2 separate regions of the Mus musculus genome follow, and region 1 is linked to region 2. The links are chromatin loops, found by intact Hi-C in ENCODE. Cell type or tissue: left cerebral cortex. All regions are shown on one strand. Links, peaks and the distances in the headings refer to the core of each region. The heading gives the core; the rest is flanking DNA.

Region 1 (10,667 bases), core at 3,213-8,212, 170 kb after region 2:
CCAAGGCAACTCTTATAGGGACAACATTTAATTGGGGCTGGCTTACAGGTTCAGAGGTTCAGTCCATTGTCATCAAGGTGGGAACATGGCAGCATCCAGGCAGGCATGGTGCAGGAGGAGCTGAGAGTTCTACATCTTCATCTAAAAGCTGCTACCAGAATACTGGCTTCCAGGCAGCTAGGATGAGGGTCTTAAAGCCACAGGGACACACCTACTCCAACAAGACCACACCTACTCCAACAGGACCACACCCTCTAATAGTGCCACTCCCTGGGCTGAGCATATACAAACTTTCACACTCATTCTAAATGTTCCACTCTAGACTAGATGCACAGCCCAGACCAGTAACAATGGGACAAGTTTCCAGAACTTTTTTTTCCTTGTCTTTCTGATGCTGGAAAGCAAATCCGGAATCTCACACATGCTCTGCAAGCTCTCCCTCACTGAGCCACGCCCATATCGGCATCTATAGGTATGGAGGGTCAGTAGTACATAATGTACAGTATCCTGAATTTGTAAGGTATGGTAAACAGATGAGGTATTGCCACACAGTGTTTTCATCTTTAGTGTTTGTTTTGTGTTTGCTTCATTGCCATCCTAAGGATTGAACCCAGGGCCTGGCAGCACTCTGTGACTGAGCTACAACCCTTGCACTCTATAATTTTGAATTTTAGAAATCTCTTCCCCATAATGTTACCTTTAGATTTTTTGATTTTTTTTCTTACCCAAAGCAATATGGAACTCTTTTTGACAGAGAGTAGGAAACATATTTCTGTTCTATCCTTCATTGCTATTATAAATTCAGCTAAGCAGGGATACTATCATGACACCCAAGATCTGCCTAAAGCCCCTTCTTCCTAGACAACTTAACAACCCATTGAGACCCTGTGACATTAACCCTAGAACTCACTAATTCTGTGACTTAGTCCATGAATTGGCTGTACCACCCTGGCTGCCCAGACTCTGAATTCCACCTAGTATTTCAAAGTCTGAGAATTTCACATGGAGATCCAGATTCATAACTTGTTGTACACAAGTGAGATCTTCCAAGGCCATGGCAAATTAGTTAGGTTGGTCAAGGGATAATTTTGTATGAAGAATTTCATACAATGAAAAAATGACATTTGGGGAGCTGGAGATAAGAGTGGTTAAGATTGCTTACTGATCTTACAGAGGATCCGGGTTCAGTTTCCAGCACCCATGTTGAGGCTCACAATTGCCTGTCACTGCAGTTCCAAAAAACTCTGTCGCCCTCTTAAGGCCTCCGCCCTCTTAAGGCCTCTATGGACACTGCACACACATAGTACACATAAAGTCATGTAGGCAAATACACATGCATATCTCAGAAAAGGAATTTTTTTGCAGTCCTGAATGAGGAAAGCTACAGTCTAGCTCTAACTTTGCACAAATAGCAAAGTGAGGCACAGGGGGCAAGTAGCAGTCACAGCCATAGAACTGATAAAAGAATTAACAATATGAGAAGAGGATTAACCGTTGAATTATCTAGTTCTCCTGAGTGATCTAAAGTCCGGGCACCATTCTAAGCACTTACAATGCTTTAGAATTGAACCTCAAAGTCATACAGATAGAATTGCTGTCCCCTCGATCACAGATAAGGAAAACGAGGCTTGAAGGTCATTGAAATGATTGCCCAACTAAAGGAAGGGATAGATCCAGAACTGGATCCCAGTTTGAGCTCTGCTGATTAACCCCTTTGACTGCTCAGCTGATCCCTGCACAGGTCCCTTTTAGAGGCTCAGTGCAGGGTGTCTCCACCCTGGTTCTCACTCTCTGTGGTTCCAGCTGTACCACTCCAACCTGGGGCATCTCTAACAGGAGTTCCTGGGGAGCCTGGACAAGCCACTGTGGCTTATGATGTTCACAGTGAAATTCATAAGGGCTAGACCTTGGCACTTAAGCACGATGCCATCTGTCTGGCTTCCCCTCTGACCACAATCATCTTCCATAAGCTGCCCCTGCAATCCATACCTGCCATAAAGAGAGGCTGGAATGACCTGCCTGGGCCAGTGGTCTGCAGTGGCTTGGCTAGTCAGGGTAAGGCACAGTCCTTTAAGACCTTTGTTGCTGTGTTTTCAGGAAGGCGCCTTTGCACTGGTTTTCAAGAGTATTCACTACCCGGGAGAAGCTGTCGCCACGAGGTAAGGCTCTGATGGAAGCCCAGCTCTGAGGGGCCTTGGTGCTCTGTGGCTGCTGATTTTATGCTAAAGGCACAAAGAAACCATTTGGAATATATACGTGGCCCCAAGAGACCTAGGCTGAGTGAGTGAGACTGTCCCTTGACAACTGTCACTATTATCTACCCAGAAAGTCAGATGAATTAATCATTATCCCTCCATCCCCAGGACCAGGTCTAATTTGACATTTGAAATATAATTTCATAAAATCATAGAATAGAATTATAAAATACCAGTTGGTCTCTATCAAATCTCGAAGCTCCCTTCAAAATCTCATAAGGTGATATTTCTGTTTAAAATGAATGCGCCGTGAGGAAGCAATAAAGTTTGATTATTCTAAATTGGCAGTAACGGATGGTTGGAGCACCCAGGCCAACCCTTGGGACATCTCAGGAGGTTTCTGTGTCTTAAAGGAGACGTGGTCTGAACACTAAGATCTGGGAGCCACTTACTCAGAAACCCAGTTAGCTTTAAACTCAATTATAATGCTTAAACTGTCACTAGTGGGGGTGGGGAGACAATTTGAGCTACCTCCTCCTCACTGGACCCAGGACAAGGTCTCCGATTAGTTTTAGACAAAACAAAATATTATAAAAAATAGTCAAAGCACTTCCAAAGCACCTTTTTCTTAGTCCTTCTGAACTTTGTCCCTCATCTCGAGAATGAGAAGAGGGGTGTACGTACAGCCCGAGTGGTCTTCATAAAATGTGTTCAGCATTTTCTTCTCGATAGTTAGTTAGACATCTTGGAGGAGAACAGCACCTTAGTGTGAGCTACAGAAGCCCTGTCTCTAGCTCCAGGCAGTGTAAAGTGTGATGTCTACGGATTCTGTTATCAGTGGTCAAACAAGGTCAGTGGAAAATTCCAGAAACTGACAATTCATAAGTTTAAGCTAACTTTTTGTTGTGATGTGCTGTTATAATTTTTTTTAATTTTGCTGTTAGTCTCTTAAATTGTCATAAGTGTGAATGTATATGAAGACCTTGTGTGTGTTGGCTTCACTATAGGCTTACACTGGAGGCTCTGTGTGTGTGTGTGTGTGTGTGTGTGTGTGTGTGTGTGTGTGTGTGTGCTTGCTTGTCTGTGGTGTGTGTATTTGTGCCAGTGTATGTGTGAGGGTGCATGTGTGCAGTTGTCTTCTCTTATGTGTGTGAGTGTTTTGCTTGCACGTATGTATGTGTACCATGTGTGTGCCTGCTATTCACAGAGGTCAGAAGAGGGAATTAGATCTCCTAGAACTGGAGTTATGGTTAGTCATAGGGGTTCTGGGAACTAAACTCAGGTCCTATGCATGATCAGTAAGTGCTGTCAACCACAGAGCCATCATCCCAGCCCCATCACCTTCATTTTTGAGACAAGTTGTCATTGAATCTGGAGCTCCCCCATTCAGCTAGGCTGTAGGCTGGTTGGCCAATGAATTCCGAGGAGCCACCTGTCTTGTCTTCTGGTCTTCCTGCCTTTTCTCCCCCACCCACACACCCCTGCTGGGGTCACAGACATACGCACTACCTGTTGTGTATAGCTTTTAAGATTGGTTTTGGGGAGTCCAGTCTCAGGTCTTCAAAGCACTTGGACAGTTGAGCCATCTCCCTAGCTCTCATTTGGAGGTGGTAAGACCGTACCGTGCATGGACAGAGGGCAGTGAGAAACTACTGTCCTGGAATGTTGCATGCCTGGCTTCTAAGATACAGAGATCTAAATAGTGTGGATAATAAAAGTGATCTGCTTGTTGTTTGATGTAAGTGCTATATAATCTATAAGATAAAGCAAACAAAAAAATTGCATTTTGAAAGTAAGATGTCATTAAAGCCATGACATAATACCTCCAATATGATTACCAAAAGCAATAGTAACCAGGGAAGTGCTTTGCTGAAGATTCTATCCCAAGGTACTCAGAGCCCAGTGCTGGTGAAAGAGGAGCACAAAGGAAGGAGGCTTTTGTCACTACTGTCATCCCCTGAAGACAGTTCTTCGTAAAATCACTGTTCCCTTCATGACGAAACCCACTTTTGTACAGGTCAAAGATTCTAAGTTTCCCTTAGTGGAGTACCACTCAGTCCAAAGTTAGACCCTGCCTTTTGTAGCCCACAAAATAGAGTGTATTCTTTCCTTGGTATCTCTGGAGTTCTCAAACTAGACCCTGTCCAAGATACTGAGATCCTTGGACACTTGAGTTTCTTGTGTAAAATAGCATAGAGTGGTATTTGAGCATGACTTATATATTCCATCATATCTAGATTGCTTTTGATACCTAATACAATGGAAATATCTTGTAAATAGTTGTCATATGTATTCCTTAGGGAATGACAGGCAGAACTCTGTACAAATTGAGTACAAATGCAATTTCTTACATGTGTGTGGGTGTGTGGTGCATATGTGTGCATGTGTGTGTATGTGTTATTACTAGGCATTGAACCTCACATCTTGCACACACAAGGCAAACACTGTGTAACTGAGCTAGATCCTAAGCCCTGTTTTATTTTGCTTTACCTATTTTTGTTGAGACATGATCTTGCTGAGTTGTTCAGGCTGACCCTGAACTTATTCTGTAGCCCAAATAGGAACATGCAATCCTTCTTTCTCAGCCTCCCCAGGTTATAGGCCTGAGGGTTATAGGCCTGTGCCACCAACCTTGGCTCTTAGGAGTGTTTTCTATCTGCATTTTCAATTGCTGGTTGAATCTGTAAATGTCAACTGCATACACAAAACTCAGCTAGTCTGTTTCATGGAAGCAAAAGCTGAGCTCTGCAAAAGGAGGCACAAGACAGGGTTCCTCAGGCAAATTTAGGGTAGCAAACACTCCTGATGTGGGAGTTGACACACAGTAGGTGAAAGCTATGGTATTGAAACCTAGAGTGCTTCCCCTGATGGTAAATACCCAGCCTCTGAGACCTACCCATGTGGGTTCGCTGCTTGTGGGGATTTAGAGAACCAGGAGCCCAGAGTCTTATAATAGTGGGGAAAAGCATGCTACCAGGCTAATCAGTTAGATAGTTGGATGGCAACAGGTAAGTGAGCTGACATCTGCATGCCAGCCTATTGGTCCCTGCTCCAAAACCAGAGGATGTGGTCTCAAGGTCAAGGTGTCCCTTCTGTGTGACCTAAACTTTCCCTGCTTTAGGGAAAAGACTGGATTTGGAGGGTACATCTGGCCTGGGGTCTCAAAGGTGAGGGATCTCTTGATATCTTCTTCTTCTTACAGGAGAGGCAGCCCCTTGCTCATCGGGGTACGAAGCAAATACAAACTCTCCACAGAGCAGATCCCCGTCTTATATCCGACATGTGAGTTTCCTGAGGACATCACCAGTCGGCTACAGGGTAGCTGTCCCCTTGCAGCAGACTCTGCTTGGAGGCAGACATACCACCACCACCCACAACACTCTTATCTTGAACCCAGCTGCCTCGTGGCTCCAGGTTTCAATGTCCATGCCATAGAGACTTAGCTCCATCTTTTTAAAAAGCCTCTCATCGTGAATATTCTGAGACCTGCACAGAAATAGAGAGCAGCTGGCGAGCATGGCATCCATGCCCTGATTTGAGTTCCTTTGGTTTGTTTTCATTTGCATTGCTTGCCCACTGTAGACATTTAAATGCTCTCTCAGCTCAGCTGAGCTATTTGGGAAGCTTTTGCGTGATTTGGCTGGCACAGCCGTAGCTAAAAATTGCAGATTGCTCCCACACAATATTCAGAAGAAGAAAGCGGGTTCCTTGCCACGTGTTATGCAAATAGGGCAGCCTACCCGTTCTTTTGTTTACTAGGCAATATCGAGAATGTGAAGAATATCTGCAAGACTAGGATGAAGAGACTGGACAGCTCCACCTGCCTGCACGCTGTGGGCGATAAAGCTGTGGAATTCTTCTTTGCTTCTGATGCAAGGTAGCTAAACATTTCCATTGTTTTCCTGGAATTAAAGAATAACTGTCTGAACCCTGTGTGTGTGTGTGTGTGTGTGTGTGTGTGTGTGCGTGTGTGCGCGTGCGCACACTTAGAGCATGAATGTAGAACACAGGACAATTTGCAGACATTGCTTCTCTTCTTCTACTGCGTGGGGCCTAGGGACTGACTAAACTTAGGTTGTCAGGCTTGGTGGCAAGCACCACCAAGCCATCTCACCCGCCTAAGTACATACATTTTAGAGACCTGCAGGCATAGGAAGAGAATAATTCAGGTAGGGGAAGAGAGGGGAACAGAGAAGGGGGAGTGAGCGAAAACTAGAACACTATTGTTGGAAACAGATTTGATAACCTGTGAGTGGTGTCTGGGCATTAGAACTTGCTGAAGTTTTTATTTCAAAGAAATGCTGGAAACCACTGAGCTCTTAGCTAGTGACACATGAAAGATGTTTCTGAAATTAGAAAAGGCATGAGAGCCTGAAGGAAGATGGAATGGTGTTCGAAGGCCATATAATTATACACTTTGAAAGCCAGCTGACACGCTGTGAGAACTAGTGCTGGCAGCTTTCCGGAGAATAAAGACATGGGAATCTTTTGCCCATGCAGCAGTCATTGACCCGACCCACCGTCAGCTGCTGAGGCAGGGACCCCGCCTACCTTATTCCTTCTAGAAGCTTCTCAAATGACTAAGCACTGCAGAGCCTTAGCTAACATTTGGTGAACAAGACAAAAAACAAGACTATTCACTACAGTGTCGGCAACCACATTTTAAGAAAAATCTCTCAGAATAAATTCAGTACAAATAAACCCAAATCAGAAAACTATACATGATTATAACAAGATGCAAGAATAGATTTGAAGAGAGATTCCATATTCTTTGGTAGAAAAACTTAACATTGCTGAAAAAAAATGGAATAAAGTGATTTCATTTTGAGACAGTCTCCTCATTCTGTAGCTCAAACTGGTCTCAAACTCATGGCAATCCTCCTGCCTCACCCCCTCAAATGATAACAGATATGAATTACCATGCCAGCTTTAGAATTTGATTTCAAATTAGCAGTAAAGAATTGTTTTTAAGGGAGGTGAGAGATGGCTCAGTGGTTAAGAGTATTGACTGCTCTTTCAGAGCTCTTGAGTTCAATTCTCAGCAACCACATGGTGGCTCACGACCATCTGTGATGGGATCCAAGAGTAAATGCCCTCTTCTGGCATATCCAAAGAGAGTGGCAGTATGCTCACATACATAAAATAGATAAATCCAAGAAGAAGAGAAGGAGGAGAAAGGGGAGAAGGAAGAAGAGGAAGAGGCGGAGAGGAGTTCCAGCACAGGCAGGCAGTTCTATGAGTTCAAGGCCAGCCTAGTCTGCAGAGCAAGTTCCAGGACAGTCAGGCTAACCTGTCTCTAAAAACAGAACGACAAAACAAAATCTTGATTCTCCCCCAATTAATCTATGTATATAATGCTGTGGTTGAAATCCTTCTGTTTTTATAGATTTTTTTTTGGAACTTAAAATAATGGTTCTAAGGCTGGGCTGATGGTTCAATTGCTGAAGTGTTTGCTTTGCAAGTGTAAGGACCAGAGTTTGACCTCCTAGAACTCCCATAAGAAAGGTGACCTTGGTGGCATGCTCCTAGTGCTGGAGAGACTGAGACAGACACATCCCCTAGGCTCACTACCTAACCAAACTGGCTTACTTGCAGACTCTCACATCAATTTGAGACCCTGTCTCAAAAACAAACCAAACTAAAACCAACAACAAAGCAAAAAAGCCAAGGTGGGGGCTCAGGGAGAGTGAGCCAGCCCTTTCCTGGAAGAACCTGTACTCAATGTAAATAAAGCCAGGTGTGGCTGTTTGGGTACCTGTAACCCCAGCAGTGGGAGGGTGGGGGCAGGAGGATCCTTGGGGCTTGCTGGCTACCAGCCTAGCTCCGGGTTCTGTGAGAGCCCACTCTCAAGGGGATAAGGTTCAGACCGATAGAGCAGGACACCCAGACTTTATATGTGCTCAGGAATGTGCACTTGAACACACAAATGCACATACAACTTACACACATATACAAAAGGTAGGTGGCACCTGAACTGTGGTTACCCAAGGCTGTCCTCTGGTTTCCATTCTCTCTCTCTCTCTCTCTCTCTCTCTCTCTCTCTCTCTCTCTCTCTCGTTTAGCTTATGGTTCTGGAGATGGGGAAGCCCAAGGGCATACCACTGGCATCTGGTGAAGGTGTCACAAGACATTTCATTTTTATAGCAATGCCTGTTCCGTGATAACCTCTGAATTCATGAATGGTCCCGTCATCTGATCAACCCCACCTGCAAATAATGTCACCACATGAATTTTGGGTATACTGATATACACAGAAAACAAAAACCCTCCAAAGACCTGAAGACAAATGTAGATCTCTTGGGGCAAGAGCAGCAAGTTCTATTATAGACCCAGTGCCCTGCTCCAGCCTGGGTAAAGGTACAGTGGCCAGCTCCTGTTTTACAGAGTAGGAACCCGGGGCAGAGTTCAGAGAGGTTATTTAAGTATTCTTGGGGCCTAGGACTAATACAAGATAAAGGTGAGCTGAATCCTGAACTAAGGGTCCTAATGGCTGTTAATAGATTACTATTTGTTTTTGTAGGGTAAGATCATGATTGCATTTAAACACATAAAAAAAATTTCCCTCTAGGATCTGACCAGACTCCTGTCTTCTCAGAGCCATAGAACTGAAGTATCTCTTTAAGTCTGTGTTTTTCTCCAAAGGTGTGTGTGTGTCTGTGTCTGTGTGTTTGTGTGTGTGTGTGTGTGTGTGTTTGTGTGTGTGTGTGTGTGTGTGTATGTGTGTGTGTGTGTGTGAGAGAGAGAGAGAGAGAGAGAGAGAGGGAGAAGAGGGGAGGAGAGGGGGAGGGCTGGGTTATGTCTGATAAGTTTTGCACTATTTTGGATTTTGCTTGCATTTCCCAGCTTCCTAGGTGTTGTTTATTTAACATAATGTACACTAGCACTGGTAAGTGTTCTAGTTTCATTTGGGGGCTGTGACAAATACCTTGACTAAAAGCAACTTAGGGAAGGAAAAAGTTTATTTCATTTTGTACTTCTAGGTCACCACCTATCAATGAAGAAAGTTAGGGCAGGAAGTCAAAGCAGGAGCTTCAAGCATAAACCATGAAGAAATACTGCTTGGTGGCTCACTTGCCAACTCATGATTAGCTAGCTTAGCAGTCCCAGGACTACCTGCCCAGGGTTTGGTGCTGCTCACAGTGGGGTGAGCCTCCTCTATCTACTAACATTCATAGACACACCCACAGCCAATCTGATGTGGGCAATCCCTCAGTGAGGTCTCCCTCCCTTCGCAGGTGACTCTAGGCTGTGCCAAATTGAGAGTTAAATCCCTCTGGGACAACAAGTAACTAGAAGCTAGAGTTTACCCAGGTTTGATATTTGGTTAGACTACATAGGTGGCGGGTCCTTCTATCAGAAAGTGCACACCATTCCACCATTTCTCCTTTTGTGTTTAGAGGTTTAAGTCCTACCATCCCTACTCATCGACTGAAGATTCTCTCAGCTTTCACCTCTTGGGTGCAACAGCCATTTATGATCCTTGATTAGAGCTAGTCATAATTAGGAGTTTATAAGGTGATTGTTCTATCATGTGTTCTGTATTACTTAGATTCTATTATATAAACAGAAGCTTGTCTTTATAAACCCTATAGTTTTAAAAGCCAAGTGTTGAGTGGGTGAGATGGCTCAGTGGGTACAGGCCCTTGTAGCCAAGATGATCCTCAGACCCACACGATTAAAGGAGAGAGCTGACTCCTGTAAATTACCCTTTGACCTTCACACTCCTCCTCCCCCCCACACACATGAGCACATGAATAAATATCAATCTTAAAATGTTTAAAGCAAGAGTGGAACGTGATCTTCGATTTTTTTTCCTTCTTCTTCCTCCTTCCAGTGCCATCATAGAACACACCAACCGGGTCATCTTCTTAGAAGATGATGATATCGCTGCAGTGGCTGATGGGAAACTCTCCATTCACCGAGTCAAGCGCTCAGCTACTGATGACCCCTCCCGAGCCATCCAGACCTTGCAGATGGAACTGCAGCAAATAATGAAAGGCAGGTGTCCTCCAAGAGTCCCTGTATAGTTGCCTTGGAGAATAGAATATCTCGGGGGCCAGAGATGGAAGGGTTCCTGACTCCCAAAACTTGCAGGGTCTGATGTGTAAATTGGAGATTGTCACTGTGTCTGACCCACTTTCATCTGACTTGTTCCCATAACACCAGACAAGAAGACACCTACAGACACTCTTTAAAACCTTTGGGGTGGGGGGCTTTATGGATACTATTATAACTATGGCATGGCAACATCTTGGCAAAAAGTTACAAAGTTTCACCAGGCATTTCCTGCTTCAGGAAAGCTCTGAAAATGTATCTAAATGAAAGGCGCTTACCTTGTTGATGTTTCTCTGACCAGGTAACTTCAGCGCATTTATGCAGAAGGAGATCTTCGAGCAGCCAGAATCAGTTTTTAATACCATGAGAGGTCGGGTGAATTTTGAGACCAACACAGGTAATCACCATACCCAGTAA
Region 2 (10,667 bases), core at 2,096-7,095:
CAGACACACACACGTATAATGCATACATTAAACACACACGTGGTGAGATGGCTCAGTTAGTAAGAGTACCCGACTGCTCTTCCGAAGGTCCGGAGTTCAAATCCCAGCAACCACATGCTGGCTCACAACCATCCGTAACGAAATCTGACACCCTCTTCTGGAGTGTCTGAAGACAGCTACAGTGTACTTACATATAATAAATAAATAAATCTTTTAAAACACACACACACACATTTGAAGTTTTTAATTAAGAAAATTAAGTGTACCTAAGTAGATTGACCTAGAAGAGTAAAAATGCTGGGATATTTCCCATTAGGGCAATTTGGTTTTTAAGAAATAAATATTCTGGGGACAGGAGATGTCTTAGTAGATAAAAGCACTTGCTGGCAGGCCTGGGGGCCTGAGTTCCATCCTCAAGACTCACATGGAAGGAGAGAACCTCGGGTTGTCCTCTAAAATCCACCTCTCTCTCTCTCTCTCTCTCTCTCTCTCTCTCTCTCTCTCTCTCTCACACACACACACACACACACACACACACACACACACAACACACAAACACATGTACATGAGCACACTAAACAAACAAATATATAAACATGAAAAAGAAAAACAAAGTTACCAGTATCAGGATTTTCTTGATATGCTATGAAAAGCAATAAATCTCCATTTTATAAAAACCTTAAAGAAAATAAGAGATAAGAGTGGATGGTCAGGAGCAGGCAAGGGCTGGAGCCTGCAAGCCCTTATAGGCTCTAGTAAGAAGCTAGGTTGTTGTTTCTTTTAAATGCATATGTTGTGCATGTGCATGCATATGTATCGTGTGTGTGTGTGTGTGTGTGTGTGTGTGTGTGTGTGTGTGTGTGTGTGTTCACACGTGTGTGCATGCATACAAGAGCCAGAGTTGACATGAGGGGTCTTACTTGATCTCTCCACTTTACTTACTGAGGCTGTGTTTCTTGCTGAATCCGAAGCTTGCCAGTTCAGTCAGTCCAGCTACCTACCTAGCTGGCCCCAGGCATCCCATCTCTGCCTTCACACGCATTGAAATTGCAGGCTGGCCACCACAGCTGCCTGGCTTTTGCTTTCACATGTGTGCTAGGGATCCAAACCTGCTCCTCATCCTTGCACAGCAAGCATTTTATCTATTGAGCCATTCCCCTAGCCCCAAAGCTAGATTTTTCATCCCGAGAGTGATGGAAGACCCTTGGAGGGAGTGGAAGAGGAGGCCCTGATGTCCTATCTAACTAAAGGATCTCTTTGAAGCCTTCCAGAGAGAACGTGAAAGTTCTCAGAGCCGTGCCAGGAGGTTTGCCTATGAGTCCACAATGAGACTTACCCTGGAGGAGGGGCCTGGGAGAGACAGGTGTCAGTGGGGACAGTTTTCAGTTAGAATGGAGGTGGACTGGATATGATGGCTGAAGACAATCAGGGACCACAGTCACGTCATTGACTTGAGCTAGAGAGAACACAGATGCCTTTTGTTGAGATGGGCAAGACAGGGGTCTTGAGAGCCAGCTGCTTCCGAATGGGCAATGAGCAGAAAGGCTGTGCTACATCTTAGATGTTTTGTGGTGAGGTAAGAAGAAAGTGGCGGGAAAGTAAGGATCCTGGCGGGGAAGCAAGTATCAAATTTTCAAAGACAAACAGGACTTTTCATTAAGGACTCTACATCTCCAAGTAAGTGTCAGCAGGGGGCGCTATTCTCGGCTTTTCCTAAAACCCATCAGGAGATGCATCAGATTCATCTGCCCTGGGGCAAGTAGGTTCTCTTGGCCTAAGGAAGCAGGATTGAGGGGATGAAGTCAGCGTTTCCACAGCCCTGGGTCCAGGCTTTGGGCAGGAAAACTGCCACTGTCACATCAGATCGGTCTGCTGTGTCAAATCTGTCTTAGTCTCAAAGCCTCTGCGCTTGCGTCATGCTCTGTTTGCGTCTGGTGATTCCAATCAGACCCTGACCCAGGGCCACGCTCACTTTACTCATTAACACTATGCTCCGTGTCTTGGCAGCTGTAAAGGTCCTGGCCAGCACATGGATATTCCCAGAGGACACCCTGACCCCCAGGGGAGGCGGCGACGGCCCACTCAAGGGGCACAAGGAGGCAAGGTGTTTTATAACAACGAGTATGGGGAGGTCTCCCAGCCATGTACAGAAGGTGACTGCTGCCCGTCTGCTGGCTCCACCTTCTTCGCAGACAGCAGCTACTAAGGAACATGTGGCAAGGCCTCCTGCCCGTTGCTGCAACCGGCTCTGACAGCTGGGCTGGAGGCCCAGGTTGGGAATTCAACTCCTCTGACTCCAGCCCTGGAGGTGTTTTATGTCCCACCCCCACTACAGCCTCCATATCCAGGAAGAGTCAAACTCAGACAACGAGGGCTCCCTTGAACTCTGTACCGCTCCTGTACCCTTCCCTGGGCAGCCACCCTCACCCGCACATTCGATTGCCTTGTAGCTCAGCCTCCACAGATGCTGGCCCTGGAATAAGCACTCTGGCAGAGAATTCTTCTCCAGCACCTATTTTCATCGCTCTGGTGGGCGACAGGGTTCTCATAAGGAATACATATGTCTGAGAGTCACACGATGAATCAAGAAAGAGTTAGACCAGAGCCACCATGTCCTGGCCCCAAACCATCCTCTCCACACACACAGTCCCTCTACTTCCAACTGCTTCCTGCTTCCTTCTCCTGGCCCCGGAGGGCTGAAGAAAGATATTTTCTATCTCAAAGTCACAGAGGAGGAGTGGAGGAGGGGGAGGACTCCTCTGAGCATCTATCTAGCTCGTGGGTAGCTGTCTGTACACAATGACTAATCACAATGAGGCAACGCCTCTGCCCCTGAGTGTTGAGAAGAACCGTTTTTTTGTTTGTGTGTGTGTGTGTGTGTTGGTTTTTTTTTTTTTAATCAGAAGATCGGGCGCTGTTGTAAAGAATTTACTCATCAAAAGATCATCTGGAAAAGAAGCCCAATCAATAACTGTTCTAGATCCTAGTCCCCAATAACTGAAGGGCGGACATGACACAACATGCCAGTCACCACAGCTCTTCCCCCGCCCCCTCTCTCGAAGGCTCCCAGGCTCCACCGGCCTGGTCTAGAACCTAAGACACCAGCTGCTGTTCTGATCCCCCCTCACTGTGGGTCTTTCCTCTAGAGCCTGGATCTGATTGTCTGTGGATTCTGTCAAGGAAAGCTTCAGGGGCTGGTACAGAGGACCACATGGCTGGGGGCCACTCAGCCATCACCCCGTGTCCCCTTGGGGGCCCCTGCCTTCAGCTTACCCTATACTTTTACCTGACTTTAACACCTAAACAAATCAAACCTCTGTCCTGAACGATCCCTCCAGCCCAGCTCCTGCTGCCCCCCCCCCCCACCTCCGTCATGGCCAGAAGAAACCTTCATGAAGATTAGCCCTGATGATCCCTAGCCCCATCCCAAAAAGAACGCTTGCAGGACAGGCGACCATACAGCAAGCAGGGGCTTGCTCAGCAGACCCTCCCCACTAAGTGCATTGTTCTCCTATGATATGTTGAACCGCATGTATGACTGTAGTCCTCTTTGTCCCTGTGGAGCCCCCACCCCTATTCCTCCACATCTAACCTGTCTGTGGGATTGAGTGTCAAGCTCACCACTAGGAAGTAGAGACTGTTCTCTCAGAGGACCGAAGGCTGCAAATGGGGCTGCAGAGCCCTTCTCAAACCCTCCCTTACGTATCACCTGTCTGTGTCACCTCTCCTGACTTGTAACTACACACATACGAAATGTACTGGGGAAGAAAACGTGCTCTGCCCTTTTTGGCAGTGTTCTGAAATGAGCTAAGATATTTAACGAAAGATAATAATAAATTTGATGCCAGTCTTTGAGTTATAATGAATAGATTCTAAGTAAGCTGTCTCGAATTCTGACCTTAACCTTACAGCTCACAAAGCTTCTGGGCTCAAAGAAAACATGCTGTGGTCGTCGTGTCCCGTCCCCCCACCCCCACCCCCGCCCCCCACCCTCCGGGCAATCTGCTGCAGAGCCCAAGTCCCCATCTAACTCAGCTCACAATCCCCAAAACTGCCAGCAGGGGGCGCGGAAGAGACATCGGGATACCTGTTAATCTACTGAGTCTGTCTGCGCCAGCTTATTCCAAACACGCTCTCCTAATATTTGCTTTATAAAGTAAAGCGATGCCCTCTTGTCTCCCAACAAAGCCACACGATCACAAGCGGTGGTAGACACGGGAGCTCAGCTCCAGGCAAGTCCTCTGTACCAATTCTCTATGTCCTTTTCCAATAACATCGTGGAAGCAGGGCTAGTTACACCCCTGAGGTTGTCTCGAGGTCAGACTGTCCCAGGGGCCCAGGAGGGAAAGCCGCGATGGCCACTGGGAGACAGCAGCCCTGTCAGCTGGACAGACTGGAGGTGGACCTAAGCGCCCACGAACAGTCAGGCAGCATAGTCTATGGTCCATTCGCCCCAAGAGAACAGAAAAGAGCCCAACAAAGGCCCGCGAGAAGGTCACCACTTTGTTGGGCCAGCTGTACATTTTGGACCTGCCCCGTGATGCCTGTTGTCCCTCAAGTTTTCGACATTCTGGTGGGGAAGAGCCCCTCCCCGCAGAGGCAGCTGCCAGTGGTTGGGGGTGTCATCTTGTCTTGGCTTCTCTAATAAATCTAAATTTGAATAGAACAAAAATTCACATGAAATACAAACATCTTGACACTTAATGCTGTGTTAAGTGGCCACAGAATCAGTCCCAGGGCAGAAGCCTGTCCCCCGGCCCTGGATCTCCTCTCTCACTAACCGAAGAGCCATGACCAGGCTGGACTGTGAATTGCGCAAGACAGATAGCAGAAAGCAGTGGCCAGATGAGGTTCCCTGAAGCTGGGCAATCCTGGATGGATCCATGACCATCAGACCCTCAGTGTCTCTCCATTACTTGCCACCTAGAGAGCATTGGAGAAACCTGTGGTGTTGGGAGTAACCATATCATGGCTCCTGTCCCCACAAAATCATGCCCACAGTGGCACTAGCATGTCCCCCTCCCTGACTTTCCATTTTTGTTACATCTTGACATCAGCCTGCTAGAGGATGCCACTCACATTCAATATTAGATCCTTTGGGGGAAAACCTTCATAGAACCTACAGAGGTGTGTCTTACTAATGTCATGTTGTAGGCATTTTTCAGTCCAGTCAAGTTGATTAAATTATCCATCACATACGCATTCAACTCTTAGATACCTGCAATGGGCTCAACCATTGTGACCCCTCAAGACCCTTATCACAAGGGGATGGTGTGAGGGCAGAGCCTTTGGGAAGGAATCAGGCCAGAAGGAGTGGTGCCCTCAAGAATGGGGTTTTCCCCTTATTTGAAGAACCAAGTGCCTTAGTTCCTTTCACTGTGGGAAGTCACAATGACAAAGGCCACTTATAAAAGAAGCATTTACTTTGTGGCTCACAGTTCTGCAGAGTTAGAGTTCGTGCCCATCATAGTGAGGAGGATGGCAGCAGGCAGGCAAGGCTGTGAAGCAGCAGCTTAGAGCTTACATCTGATCCACAAATAAGAGACAGAGAGGCTAGGGGGTGAGGAATAACCAGACATTGTATGGGCCTTTGAAACCTTAAAGCCTGCCCCCAGGGACACACCTCCAACAAAGCCACATCTCCTAGTCCTTCCCAAACAGTTCCACTGGCTGCAGACTCAGCATCCAAATGTAAGAGCCTACCACACCAAGGGAGAGAAAGTTAGATCGCCCAGACTGAGAAGGAGTTCCTTCACCCTCTTCCCACCGTATGAAAACATGCCCACAAATCAGACCGTGAGCCCTCATCAGACACAAAACCGTCCCTGCTTCTTGACCTTGGACTTTTCAGCCTGCAGAATCGCAAGTAGTGGATGAATGTAGCGTTTAAGCCAACCCTGTGGTCATTTGTTACACAAAGCCTCACTGAGTCACCACCCTCCTATCCTACCCATCAGAGTAAGGGGGTCCTCTCTCCCCATAACAACCCTTCAAGCAATCACAGAGAGACCTCTGGGGGTTGCCAGCCATTGAGAGTAACAGAGGGCCTTGCAGGGAGCGGGGTGGGGGGCTGACTTTGAAGCTTGGGGTTGAAACAGACATCAGCAGGACCTGTGGTCCTCCTGTTACACAAAACCAGGAGGCTCCTGCAGCTAAGGGATCTGTCTGTCAATGTCTCTGACTGAGGGAAATCTAAAGTTAGGTGATTGCTGTCACCAATGCAGAGGTGGTGTCTTGCTTCCCTGTCCTGGACTGAATCCATCAGAGACACGGGTGCAGGGGGATGCAAGATCCTCTGCTTTTCAGTTAGAGCTGGACCAGTTTGCCACAGCCAGACAGGAGTCAGAACGATATAGGAATGGAGGGTTAAACTGGGGCAGGGGAAATCTCGGAGAGACTGCAGAGGGAGAATATTGATATTTTAGAATGTGTCTCGGGATAGCATCCTTGAAATCCTTGGCCAATCCTTTGCAAACAAGGGGTCAGGGGTTTAGGTACATGTGGCTCTTGATATCCTGTCTGGCTACTGAGGCAGTGTTGGGAACCTTCTACAAGCCTCTCATGTGCAGTAGGACACCTGGGCACCTCCTGTCCTAAAAGGATCTAGCATCTTCCAGGGGGCTGGAACTCACTCATGCATTCTACTCCTTCTGTGTCCTGTAAGGGATGAGAGTAGCCAGAGGGCTGCTACTGAGCTATTACATTTTAAGCCATTGCATGGGTCTCACTTTAGGACAGTAATGACTCTATCTTTGATGTGACCAACACCCTGGGTTGGAGTTTGGGGTAGGATCTCTGCAGTTATCTAACTCACCAGCTTAGCTAACCCTGGGTCCTATTGTCTGGAGGCAGCCAAGGGCACTGGTTGATGGGGGACCTTCCTGCCCTATAAGGATACTGGCCATGAGACAAAGGACAAATGTGAAAAACAGGACCAGAGAGATAGCTGGAAAAGGCAAGGTCCTGTTGACCCCAATTGAGCTTGGATAGAGCTCTGACTGAAGGAAGAACCTTCCATGGGCTTCAGTCACTGCTTACCACAGGGTCAACATTCTGCCTCCTTCAGCAATGCCCCGAACCCCCTTCCCCCGCCCCCAGCAAGAATCATGCTGACCATATTGTGCCACCGTCTCCGCTGTAGGGACCTTTGTAGGACGCCTTGGGAGAGAGGAAAAATGAAGTGCTTGAGAGAACCAGATCAATATTGACCAAAGTGAAGGCCTTCACATAAGTGCTAACAAGACACATTGGAGACTCTGCTGGGAACCCCAGGGCCCAGATGGCTGAGCTATGAGGAAGGAGGAAGGAGGCCACTGAGGAGAGCACAGCACATCTGTGTACCTGGTGGGTGAGCCAGAGATTCCGGAAGAGCTCTGCAGCCCTCTCTTCTCTGGCCCTGTTAGTGGCCCCAGATTTACAGATGGATCCTGGCTTCTTCCCCAAGCCACTTACACTTGTTAAACAAAGTCCAGGGCCCTGCTGCTATGGCCTCATCTTAGCTGTCAGTTGAGCCTGGATGTTCCTACCTGACCTTGAGGTGACTACTTAGGCAAGAAAGAGATAGAAGGACACACCCCTTGGCCATGCAATCAGCATGGCACAGGACATCCCTAGGAAGGAAGCCATATTGGTGGGAAGAAAGATGATCTGAGAGCAGAAGTCTCCATGGGACCCGTAGGAAGGACCCAGACAGCTCAGTAGAGCTGGTCTTGATGGCATGGGCACAGGGGAGCTGGCCCTGGTGCATAGTCCCAGCACAGCAGGTGTGCTGACCAACTCAGCTACCAACCAGGCTCAGATTCAGGCCTTCGAGTTGGCCCACTCCATCTATGAACTGCTGGAGTACAAGAAGGGCCTGGTCCTGCAGACCAAAACTTCAAGATCTCCATGACACAGGGCAACAACAGGCTATCCAAGAGAAGTCCCGGTGAGAATCCAGTATTGAAGGTGTAGCAGAAGCCAGAGGCCTCAAACCAGACGAATGAGCATTTGCAAATAAAGCTGTTTGGAAGAAAGGATATACTGTGTGACATACCATGACAAATTGTGACTTCCACAGCAAGATTTTTTTTTCTTATTTTTTTTATTTTTAATTTTTGTTTTCTTTTGTGGGGGGAGCTTGCAAGATTGGAGGGCAGATATGAAAGAAGGGGGAGATGAGTGGGACTGGGGTGCATGATGTGAAATTCACAAAAAGAAAAGTCAGCAAAAAAAAAAAAATAATAAAAAGTGTTTTTAAAGGAAGAACAAGGGGCCAGGATCTTGGGAAGAAGCTGGGTACTAACTTACCCCAGAGGCTGCCCATCCATCTCTACCTCCTGGTGGGAAAAGAATGGAGAGAGAATGAAAAGAAACTCAACACAGCCCATTTGTAAGCTTCAGCCCTCACGTGCTGTATACAGAGCTGGGAGTGATATATACAAGACCCATCCTACAGCACAAAATAATCACAAAGCAGGCGCTAACCTAACTAGCCCACAGCAAGGCGACACGGCAATGAGCCACGGTGATACTGAAACGGTCATCATGGAACCCCCCACACAACTCCCACAATGTATGACAATTGAGCTGCCGAGTCGGAAGGTCTACATGCTCCGGCAGGGCAAGCATACTGTCACTGAGAGATGGAATTGGGGTTCCTAGTTTGATTAATAATGAACATAGCCTGGGTATGAGAGAGAGAGAGAGAGAGAGAGAGAGAGAGAGAGAGAGAGAGAGAGAGATCCAACGTGGCAAGTCTTCGCGATGGATGTGCTGACTGACAAATATGAAAGGAGAAAAACTAAGAAGAGACCATCTGGGTCCCTCCCCAACCCAGGGGCCCGGGGAGCTGCTCTTCTGGCTGTAAAAGCCTACATACCTAAGCTGCATCTCTACCTGCTCACGACAGCCACATTTTGGGCCCAGGTATATACACATGAAGGACACCAAGCATGGACCAAGGAGACTCTGGAGCCAAGCTGAGAGTTAAGTTGGGCCCTGGGACAGAAATCTCAGCATGGGGAAAGCATGATCGGGCCTCCCAGTCTTTCAAACAGAGGGCCTGTTGATAGTGCAGGCCTCTGTTGTTGGCAACAACCTGCTGTGGGGCCCAGCACAAAGCATCATGCCTGCACAATCTCCCCCGGCGCTTCTTGAAACCAGGAACCATGATGAAGGCCTAAGGAGCTCCCTTCATGGCTCCATCTGCTAAGGGATCCCACTGGCCGGGCAACCAGCTTTGAGGTCCTCATGGTCCTTCCAAGGTTCCAAAGTTGATGTTTGGCCCATGCTCAGAGCCTTCAAAGTCTCTGTTTACATCCAGCACTTCCTGCATTCCCAGAGGATAGGCAAGGCGTGAATGTTTGTTTTGGCCCATAGGATGTCCTGCAAACATGTCCTGGGACAAGCTGACCCTCTTATCTGAAGAAGTGCCAAGCACTTCCTCAGTATCATAGCCAGTCCTGGGCCCCCAGGGAACAGGCATGCAGGAACTGGGTGGGAAAGTCCAGAGTGGATACTGATCACCCGTGTCCATCCCCCTCCCTCCCACATGCCAGGTAGGCTTTGACACCCGCTGGAGACACTCCACTGGCTGAGACAAAACAACACAGATATTGAAGGATAAGATACGTGGTAAAACTAATTGTCAAGTGTTTTGAATGTCACTTTCTATGGAAAGTTGACAGTATAATTAAGTTCATTATTTTGAGGCAAGGCACTTCTCCTGGCTTATCTGGGTCAGCCCTTCAGCCCTAAATGCAATCACATGTGGTCATATAATAGACAAAGAGAATACATGCATGCACGCACACACACACACACACACACACACACACACACACACAAATCTGAGGGCAGAGACAGGCATTAGAAGGATGAATCCAGAGCCAAGGAATGCCAGAAGCTAGAAGCCAGGAATGAACCTTCCCACGGGCTCCTGAGGGAGTGCACCAACGCTTGGGTTTCAACTCAGTGACACTGGACTTCCTGCCTCCAGAAGAGAGAACAAGTAACTGTGTACTGTCTTGAGCTACCAGGGAGGTGTTGACAGCAGCCTCCAGACGCTAGCTCTGAGGCACTGTCTGTCCCTCAATGCAGGCAGATCCCAACTCTCCCCATTGACTGGCACCAACGACGGTCACAAGAAGAGTGTGCGGTGAAGGATTGGGCCTGATGGGCATAAGTCACGACTTGAGTGACCCTCACACAGCTGGAAAAGTGTGGTGAGCTGTGATGGCTTGCATTGCTGTAAGGATGTATTTTGGCAATTGTGTGAAGGCCTGTGGTCACACCGCAGGCTCATGGGAAGCCAGGAAACGGTCGCTCAAACTATTCAATCAGGAAGTAGAAGGGGGGGGGTGGTTGTTGCTGGGAAATTGTGTTTTGTTTTTGCCATTTTTCATCATTGGTGATCAAATCCAGGGCCTTCCTTTTGTGAGACAAGTACTCCACTGGTGTGCTCTACGGTTCAGCCCAGGAAGGCTGGCTTTGTTTTGCTTTGTTCTGTTGTTTTGTTTTACACAGGGTATTGTAATGAAGCCCAGGCATGCAACCCCACATCCTGCTAGCAGGTTGTTTTAAAGACAAAGAATCCCAGGAAGGGTGTACAGGGAGGCCATTGGACAGACAGCAGGAGAGTTCACTAGCCCCTGGGACCCTGTGAACGGCAGGTCTCCACCTTTGTC

The links. A loop is a pair of places that touch in the nucleus more often than their neighbours do. Peaks named below come from ENCODE experiments on the same cell type or tissue, not always from the same donor. Only the 100,000 strongest peaks of a DNase experiment are listed, where the experiment ranks them.
Region 1: a loop joins it to region 2, with 8 times the contacts of the local background. A loop is called at or near these places in 1 of 42 quality-filtered maps.

Annotation. Positions count from the first base shown.
Region 1 is chr11:49,813,183-49,823,849 of GRCm38, forward strand. It overlaps Gfpt2 (glutamine fructose-6-phosphate transaminase 2), which reads left to right. Exons shown (of 19, transcript NM_013529.3): 7 at 2,098-2,159; 8 at 5,398-5,477; 9 at 5,955-6,072; 10 at 10,030-10,193; 11 at 10,552-10,647. Gm36507 (a long non-coding RNA gene) reads right to left here. Exons shown (of 4, transcript XR_003949545.1): 3 at 10,529-10,667. Among named protein-coding and RNA genes, the nearest start is that of Gfpt2, 24 kb to the left of the region's middle. In left cerebral cortex, for the core only: a CTCF peak has its summit at 6,001; DNase peaks (open chromatin) are centred at 5,831, 6,674 and 7,194; H3K27ac peaks cover 2,100 bases.
Region 2 is chr11:49,648,878-49,659,544 of GRCm38, forward strand. It overlaps Flt4 (FMS-like tyrosine kinase 4), which reads left to right. Exons shown (of 30, transcript NM_008029.3): 30 at 2,008-3,862. The coding sequence ends at 2,206. Among named protein-coding and RNA genes, the nearest start is that of Scgb3a1, 9.4 kb to the right of the region's middle. In left cerebral cortex, for the core only: a CTCF peak has its summit at 4,071 (motif pointing right); DNase peaks (open chromatin) are centred at 2,546, 2,737 and 4,062; H3K27ac peaks cover 1,075 bases.